2 separate regions of the Mus musculus genome follow, and region 2 is linked to region 1. A link is a contact called in ENCODE Hi-C or POLR2A ChIA-PET data. All regions are on one chromosome and are shown on one strand. The core of a region is the stretch at or near the end of the contact, and the rest is flanking DNA. Distances in the headings are between cores, read along the strand shown.

Region 1 (4,515 bases), core at 536-3,035:
AGAGAAAGAAGAAATGAGGAGGAAAGGAAGGAAGGAAGGAAAAAGAAAAGGGAAAAAGAGAAAAAAAAGGAAGGAAGGAAGGAAGGAAGGAAGGAAGGAAGGAAGGAAGGAAGGAAATTTCAAGGCATGCCTGCACTTCCTAGCACTCAGAAGGCAGAGGCAGGCAGATGTCTCTAAGTTTGAGGCCAGCTTAGTCTACATAATTAAGTAACAGGCTAGCTAGGGCTACATAGACGCAGCTTTAAAAACATTTTATCAGTTTGTCAGCAGGATGCCTAAAGATGCAGACACATATAGATAGTAAGAAATTTACAATAATGAAACACATGAGTCTAGTCATCATCTGCAGCTATACTTCCTTGGTTTTTGTAACTCATAATAGTTTAGCACAAATGCAATATATAGAACTTGCATATTGTATTTTGGATCTCTAGGTATTTTCACTATATGTGTCCTCTAACCCACAACTCTCCACCAGTTTTCTCTAGATATGAATATTTAAATTTTATAAAGATCCCACATATAAGATCATGCAATAATAATTTACTGTGTCTGGCTTATTTCACTTAGCATAATGTCCCTAAATGGAAAGATCTGGTTCTTTTTACCAGGCTAATTACTATTCTGATGTGCATTTCCCGTCTTTCTCCTGACAGCTTATTTTCATATCTTGGCTATTGTGGATTATGCAGCAATGAACAAGGGAAAGCTGATAGCTTTAGGAAGTTATTTATTAATTTTCTTTGGGTATATGTCAGAGGAGATGTTTCTGGGTCATGAGGTAACTTTTAGTATCTTTCAAATCCTTTGTACTGTTTTCCATATTGTTGTAACAGTTTGAATTTACTCCTTAAAAGAGGGAAAGGGTCCGGCAGTGGTGGCATACGCCTTTGATCCCAGCACTTGGGAGGCAGAGGCAGGTGGATTTCTGAGTTGGAGGCCAGCCTGGTCTACAGAGTGAGTTCCAGGACAGCCAAGGCTATACAGAGAAACCCTGTCTCAAAAAACCAAAATAAATAAATAAATAAATAAATAAATAAATAAAATAAAAAGAGGGTAAGGACAGATGACAGGGTTGGAAGAGAAAAAAATTAACAAGAGCCCACTTTGGTGGAATATGTAATCCTAGTATTTGGGAAGTGTAAGTAGGTGGATCGGGAGTTCAAGGTCAGCTTCTCCTACACAATTTGGTGGAGGTTTGAGGCCAACCTGGGCTATGTAAGGTCCGGTCTCAAAAAAACTAAAAGTTACAAAAATAGAAGATCAGGCATCACCGGGCTGCATTCATGGTGGAAGCTACCCACTAGAACTGAAGCTTCACCCTCGGCATCTGCATGCCAGCTGAAGTATCTGAGCTTGCGACCGATTAATGACAGTCAGCAGTGGAAGAACCGCCGAAGTTTCACAAGAATAGAGGGTGAGATCCAAAAGAAGAGGCCCACAGACGCTTCGCCTGATTTACCGGAACTAGCAAGCCTCGGCTGTCTTCAAACATCACAAAATCTCTACCATGCCACAGACTGGGCTTCAGGCGCCTTTCCCTACACTAGGAAAACAAAAAACAAAAAACAAAACAAAGCCTTACTACGCCGGAAGCCAGGTAGTTTGCCATAATCACCTGACCGGTCAGCTGCATTCGGATTGGGCTTTAGTAGTACGTGCTCGGGGGATACCGCCCCAGCAGCTCTAGGGGCGGGGCCAGGAGCCAGAGGCCACGGTATTGGTTAGATCCTTCAGGGATTACCCAATCAGAATCATCCTTCTTGCCGCGCAGAGCGTGCGGCGCGGGGCGCAGGAGGGCCGTGTCGGCGCGCGGAGTTTGGATGGTGGTTCCGCCCGGCGCGACGTAAGCCTGAGTGAGGTGAGTTCGGCGCGCGCTGGGTTGCGGTGGCTCCGCCGACTAACAGAGCCCGAGGCCTTGGCCATTTCACCAGTCATCCGTCCCAGGTTCTCCGAGCCTCGCTTGTGGCGAGAAGCCCAGACCGGAGTAGAGACCTGGTGACCCAGAAAAGGCCATGTCAGGCGGCCGAGGCTCGAGTCTCACTGTCCACACTTTCCTTAAGGCCTTGATTGTCATACGCGAGAAATTAGCTCATCTGCTTCCCGTAGTTTGTGTAGTGCTGCAACGACCCCTCGTAGCAATGCATGCTTTCGAGACGCCAGAAGAGGTGGAGGTGCCCTGTTTTTAATCGGAGAAGCAGGAGCTCAGACCTCGTTTGCCGAAAGGGCGCGCGGGCTTGGATGCCAGATGAGGTTTGAATAGGACCTGCCCAGCTCTGAAGCCTATCTCACTGCCCCAGGCTTCCTCCCAGTCCCTCTTAACTGTCATAGGTTACCGGGTGAGGGTGACTGAGATGAACCTGCCATCTTCCGGTGTCGCCTTTAAATACACAGCTCTCCTACCTCAGCAAGGGGTAGGGGTGGGAAAGACTGATCGAGAGATGACAAGATGGAGGAGAAGGAGAGAGGCAGACGCCTGGGGAGTAATACATTTAATTGAGCTTGGAAGGAACTTGTCTCAGCCATCCAGTGCTGAGTTGACGTCACACCGTCTCAGCCATCCAGTGCTGAGTTGACGTCACACCGGCTTGAGTCAACATTTTGTTAGCCTGACTGCTATTCTGTTTGGATGTCACTTTAACTTTGCTTGGATGAAGTGGGATTTTTAGGTTCCCAAGATAGGGATTTAGTACCAGTTTGTTTGTTTTGGATCTTGTAGTCCCGTCTGGCCTCAAACTTGTAGAGCTGAGGGTGACTTTGGACTCCATGATCTTTTCAGCCTCAACCTCTCAAGTGCTTGAGTTACAGACCCATGTCACCATCCCTGTTATTTAAAGTGTATATACTGTGAAATATGTACTTCTGCAAAAGAGACTCACAGATTTCTCTGTGTAGCCCACTGTAGACCAGGCTGGCCTCGAACCCTGATTCCACTGCCTTTCCCTCCTGAGTGCTGGAATTAAAGGCAATGGCTGCCACTGCTGGACAGAATGTAGCATCTTAAACTTGGTTGAGGGACATGCTCTATTTTCTAAATTTTTACCTTTTGTCAGGAATGGAGATAGGAGTATGTTCTTGTCCATGTTTGTGTGTGTGTGTTAATGTGCAAGAAGACCAGAGGTACCTTCTGCAGTTGTCTTCCATCTTAGTGTTTGGGGCAGTCTCACTGAACCTGGAACTTACTGATTAAACTAGCAAGCCTCCCAGGACTGGCATTATAGATGCACATTACCACTCCTGACTTTCTAAGTGGGTTCTGGAGATCTGAAATCAGGTCCCTATGTTCATACTACAAGCAGTTTACTGACTGAGCCATCTTCCCAGGCCTTTTCTGTCTTACCAGGTTCAAAGTAATTGAAAAATTATCTGTATAATTTTGTGCCTAAAAGCCTTTGAGTATCTTGCTTTCCTGTAGAATAAGATCAGTTGCCACTAGGAATTTTGGTGGTTCACACCTATGACCCCAATTGGCACTTTGAATGAGACAGGAGAATGGAAAGTTAAGAGCAGCTTTATAAAGACTATCTTAGAAGCAAGCTACCTCCCAGAGCAAGCCTATAATCCACACACACATAGAAGGTGGAGACAGAAGGATCAGAAGTTGAAAGTTTTCCTCGGGTGCATAGTAAATTTGAGACCGGTCTAGACTATATGAGACCCTGTCTCCAAAACCCAAAACAAACATTAAAATGCTCATTACATTTATAATGTCTTTCTGTCACTCTGGCTATTATTGTTTTTGTTATTATTAATATTATTTTGGGGGTGGTTTTGAGTCAGGGTTTCTCAGTGTAGCTCCGGCTGTCCTGGAATTTACTCAGTAGACCAGGCCTTGAACTCAGAGATTTGCCTGCCTCTGCTTTCTGAGCGCTGAGATTAAAGGTGTGCACCACTACTGCCTGACTCATAACAAAACTTTAACAGTATTTTTTATTTGTGTGTGAGCTTGATGGGATCAGAGAACAACTTGCAGTTCTCTGCCATCGTGTGGGGCCAGGGGATTCGAATCAGGTTCTCAGGCTTGGCCAGCAGTCTTACTGCCTAAGCCAACCGAATGGTCCTGTTTTTGTTTTTTTCACAAGTTCTTAACACATTTTAGTTATAAAATAGGCTATAATAGATTTTTCTTAGGTAATTGTTTACAGTGTACTCATACTTGAGTGGTTCACATTTTTTAGTTTAGTATTCTGTGTAGCATACAAGCACTCTAACTGTGAACTATACCATCAGCTCTTGGTTTTTGAGACAAGATTTTATTATATAGCTCAGGTTGGCTGTGACCTGGCTATCCTTGCTTCAGCCTCTTGAGTGCTGGGATTATAGTTTTATGTTACCATACCAGCTCTTTGTATGTTATGTTGATATTTTTTTTTCTTTTTTGCTTTTGTGGTACTGGGATTTGAACCTACAGTCTGGTACATGCCAGGCAAGTGTTTTACCACTACTGAGTTACAACCTAGTAGTTGATAATGTTTCTAAGACTCATTTGGGGCTAAAGAGATGGTTCAGTTGTAA
Region 2 (4,515 bases), core at 652-3,151, 48 kb before region 1:
GCCACTGGGACACGGGCATCCTAAAGGATCACGTCCACTCAGAGGGACAGATTTTACTTCATCTTTCTGCACCTCTGAAATGAAACAAACACCTTCCATGTCATGATACTGGGTTGTGGGAAGTGAACTTGCACAATTCAAGAATTTAGAATTGTTCCTGGCACCAAGAATTCCATCAGCCGATGTCAGTTTTTTTAAGACCCTGGCTGGCCTGGAGTTCACAGGGATCCTCCTTTGCCTCTGACTCCAGCGCTGGAACTGAAGCCATGCCACACCTGGCAGTCAACATCATTTTTTACAACTATTTGTTACATGAATCTGTCCCTTTGAGGACAATATGTACTGATGCTTAGAGTACTGGGCTTGTACAACACTTGATTTGAAATGCCAAATATTAGCACTGGAGGGTTACTCTAAATGGGCTTCACTGTGCAGCTCTGGAAAGTAAGATTTGCAGTAAGATCTTGGGGCTGTGTCCCCATGTGAACACTAGATGGAGCTGAGGCTGTACGAGTGGTTCTAAGGACAGGGGAAACAACCAAAGAAAGAGAGCCACTTGATCCCCTGGGTCTCTGAAGATTGGCATCAGGAAGGACTGACGCCCACAGTGACAGAAGGCCATCAGCATCCTTAGTGACCACTACCAACGATCAGACACTGCACACCCACGTTCCTTCCAGCAACCTAAAAGAACTGCAGAGAGGCTCAGGGTCACCTATCTGCCAGTGGGCACGCAAGGCCCTGACCCTAAGGAGACTGACTCCACGACCTCCTGCTTTCTGTCTCTGTCCTTGCCATGGCACAGGATTCCCAAGGCTTCAAGCTACATCCTGAAGCCGGGCAAGCTGCTATACACATGGAAGCCGAATGCTTGGGAGGTGGGACAGATGTCCACGGCCAGCCTCAGCTATATGACAAGACTGAAGCCAGCCTGGGCTACATGATACCCTGTCTTAGAAATACATACATATATATACACGTATACATACATACATATATATGGAGAGAGAGAGAGAGAGAGAGAGGTGCTGGAGAGGGAACTCAGTGGTTAAGATCACTGACTGCTCTTCAGAGAACCCAGACTCAATTCCCAGCACCTGCACGGCAGCTCACAACCATTCAAGACTCCAGTTCCAGGGAGCCTATGCCCTTTTCTGGCCTCTGTAGGCACTGGATGCATTTTTTTTAATGTAAAATTTAAAAAAAAAAAAAAGGTGTTTTAAAGGGCTTTACTGGCCTGGGGAAGAAAGTGAAACCCTGAATTGATCTCTACCACTGTCCAGAAAGAAAGAGCCTTGTTTTTATAAATGTGCACATTCATGATCACAGATGCAAAACAGCGCCGAGCCACACCCCTGAGGCTAGGCTTTCAAGTGGTTGGAACCTGGAACTCCTAGAAATCACTGGGGCTGGCTGGTACCCAGGCAGCTTTGGTAGAGAGGTGTGCACCGTGGATGATAGAGAAAGGATCAGCGGTAGGGGAATGCGCCCCAGTAATAGTGTGCTTTTAAGAAAAAAAAATTCTGTTTAACAGAACAAAAGGAAATCTAGATGTGATGGGGAAAGTTACCAAGCCACAAAGAGTCACATGCTTTTTACGTCGCTAATACGTTTTTTCAAAGAACAATACTAAGTGCTTGACTTGTGCTTTTGACAGACTGGGACTGCGGACAGACAGACGGACAGACGGCATCTCCCGAGGACCCGAGTTTAGGAGAGGAAATGAGCTCGTCACCACTTCCGGGCTCCTTCCCCTCCCACATTTTATGAGTTTGAGTTTTCTCATTGTCAAGGCTTGCACTATTTACATCCTGTCCGGTAACCTTCGCTCCCACCATTGTTTGGCCGCTGTTCCGGGTGTGGACTCCGTGCTCTGGCCTGTCCTTGCAGAATGGGCTTCCCACTCCTCATCCCCCACCCATTCCTCCTAAGCCTTTGTCATCAGGGAATCTTTGCCAGAAGGGCTGAGCTAGTCCCAGCCACAGGTGTCTGGATTCTCTGCTGCCAACCTTGAAGGTTTTACAACAGCCTGATTTATGCCTGATGCCTGGGGGAAATTGATAGGGAAAAACAAACAAACAAACAAACAAGAAAAAAAACTACTGTGCTGCTATGCCTCCCAATATAAGTACGGGAGTCCTGACTCGGAGTTGGTGATGGATGGTTGAAGTGTTAGAATTTGGAACTAAAGAAAATAACCGGGCAGTCCTGACTCTGTGTGTGTGTGTGTGTGTGTGTGTGTGTGTGTGTGTGTGTGTGAGAGAGAGAGAGAGAGAGAGAGAGAGAGAGAGAGAGAGAGAGAGAGAGAGAGAGAGATGGTGCTGGAGGCTACTGAGCTGGGAACTGGGAAGTCAGAATTGATTTAGACAGTCCTTGCCTCTGGTTCACATATACCCGTGGGGAAGCAAGACTTCCCCATTGTGATGCACATGCCTGTAGCCTGAGCGCGTTGGAGGTGGAGGCAGGAGGATAGTGAATCTGAGGCTATCCTGGGCTACCTGAGGCTCTGACTCAAAAACAAAAAGGCCAAGAGAAAGAGAAAAATGCATCTCTGGAACTTTCCATTTTCTATTTCTGGGCTGTGATTGCCCACCCCTAACTACAATGGCAACACCATGGATAAAGACAGACTAACTGCTGACAACATGGGTAAGGACAGACTGCTTTTCCCTTGGGAGGGAGCAGGGAGAAAGTTGAATGGTTTTCTGAGTATCAACACGAGCCCCTGAAGTAGGAAATCTTAGCTGCTTCATGAAGCATCTCACAGGAGGGGCCCAAGAGAAGGAGACCCAGGGGCCAGAATCCATGGACACAGCAGCTGTAGGCTAGGCTTTGCAAACTGTCCACCAGTGTCTTCCTGTGATAGCAAAGGACATGCATTGCCCAAACCAGATCCTTCTGGGAGTGAAAAGAAACATCCCGACATCAGCCAGGACCATAGAAGCAAACAGGGTCCCCATTCAGGAGCAGACATGGGGCCTAAGCATATGGACTCTCTAGTGAGACACTGGGGTTAATGTCTGCCCTCCACCCTTTACTGTGAAAAAGAGGCAAGCTGGTGGTTGCTCTCTGCCTCAGTTTCTTTATCAGATAAAGAGAGGGACGCCCCACCTCCCCTCCCCATCACTACAGGATGAGCATCCTCCATTTCTGCTGTTAGTCTTTGGATTCTGTTGCTATTGTTATTTATTGTTAGCTATTGTTCTATAGTCCATACCAGTCTCCAACTGCTGCATTTTGAGAACAACTTCTGAACTCCCCACTTTTTGTTTTCCACCTCCCCAGTGCTGGAATTACAGGCCTATCCCACCACCTCTGGTTATTCTTTATATTAAAGTGAGTCCTTTATTACAAAGACCTCAAACCATGAGAAAATGATTTCTGAGAAGCAATGGGCCCACGACTTCTGAAGTGAACACCTTAGTGTTTGGGACTACTCAGAAAGGTCTCATGGCTGCCTCTGCAGCTGTGCTGGCTCCAGAGCAGCTGGGAGCCGGCAGCTCTGCTCTACCTTCTCAAGATACCAATGCCTACGTAGCCTCAGGAGCCTCCAGACCAACCTCTAACAATGTTTGCTTGTTACTTGTTCCAACCCTTTAAAATCAGGCTTTTCCTCTGGTGGTTTCTTCAGGGGCTTTGATTCTCTCCAAAAAACAAACAAACAAACAAACCTCTGCAAACATCTACAGGTCTTTTATTGGGCCCAGGACGGAGTTCTGCAAGCTGGAGGCTACCTGGGCCCTCACCTCCCGGAACTGGGCCATGAAATTCCACAATGCTGGCCCATCCACGCAGCCCATTAGATGCACTCTCTCAGGAGTCTGAAGCACTAGTAAGAGAGACAGAGAGTCTGGGAGTTAAACCAAATTAATGGCCATGCTCCAGAGAGAAGGTTCTGGGAGGCCTGATCGTTGAGCGATTCCTCAGTCCATGCAAGGGGCTCTGCCGACATTCTCCTTGGAGCCCTGGTGTCGGCACATCAGCTGGCTAGCTTGCCAACGCACACTCCCTAAGGACAGCCTGTGGCGTCCAAACTCTGCCTCTCCACGACCTACATGGCTGATTCTGCCCTCCCTTTGCAATCAGGCAGGGCAGTGGGGGCTGATGATATGTGACTTCCAGTTCAGGCTTTCTGAAGCTGCTTGGCTTGGCTCTGAGGAACTTCCTGTGTGACCCCACAGGGTGGCAGCAGCCACTTGCTGCTAACCACTCCTCCCCTGGGGGGCCTGAACGTCGGCATTCCTGGGACAAGCACTGGTCCTTCTGGGTGCTGAGGACAGGGTGCACAGATGGGGACCTGTGTAGGGTTAGGGTGGTAGCTGCATAGTGAAGAGGGGTTTGTGCTAAAAGACTTCTCAGCATCTTTAGAGTGCCAGTCCATCTCCACGTGCTTGGTGTGGCTACCAGCAGCTTTCAGACTGAGCCCCGAGTCCTTTCAGGCTCCAACATCTTGTGGAGCCGCATGAGAAGTTATGTTCAGAGGTAGATGGAGAGACTGGAAGGCGTTCAAACCCC

What was found. Hi-C counts contacts between places; a loop is a spot of excess contacts on that map. ChIA-PET counts read pairs that join two places held with the same protein, here RNA polymerase II (POLR2A).
Region 2: a loop to region 1 is called in a map of heart, with 4 times the contacts of the local background. The contact joins the enhancer-like site here to the promoter of Blm in region 1. A Hi-C loop is called at or near these places in 4 of 37 maps with a recorded cell type or tissue (heart and mouse trophoblast stem cell). POLR2A ChIA-PET finds 5 or more read pairs at or near these places in 2 of 5 experiments (both embryonic stem cell).

The regions. Positions count from the first base shown.
Region 1 is chr7:80,532,389-80,536,903 of GRCm38, reverse strand. It overlaps Blm (Bloom syndrome, RecQ like helicase), which reads left to right and starts at 1,785. Exons shown (of 22, transcript NM_001042527.2): 1 at 1,785-1,861.
Region 2 is chr7:80,580,242-80,584,756 of GRCm38, reverse strand. No RefSeq gene overlaps it. Among named protein-coding and RNA genes, the nearest start is that of Gm42398, 26 kb to the right of the region's middle. Within about 2 kb of position 1,901, at least 1 of the 3 ENCODE cell types and tissues checked has a DNase peak (open chromatin) inside an H3K27ac peak, as active enhancers do; it is heart, where a contact is called at or near this core.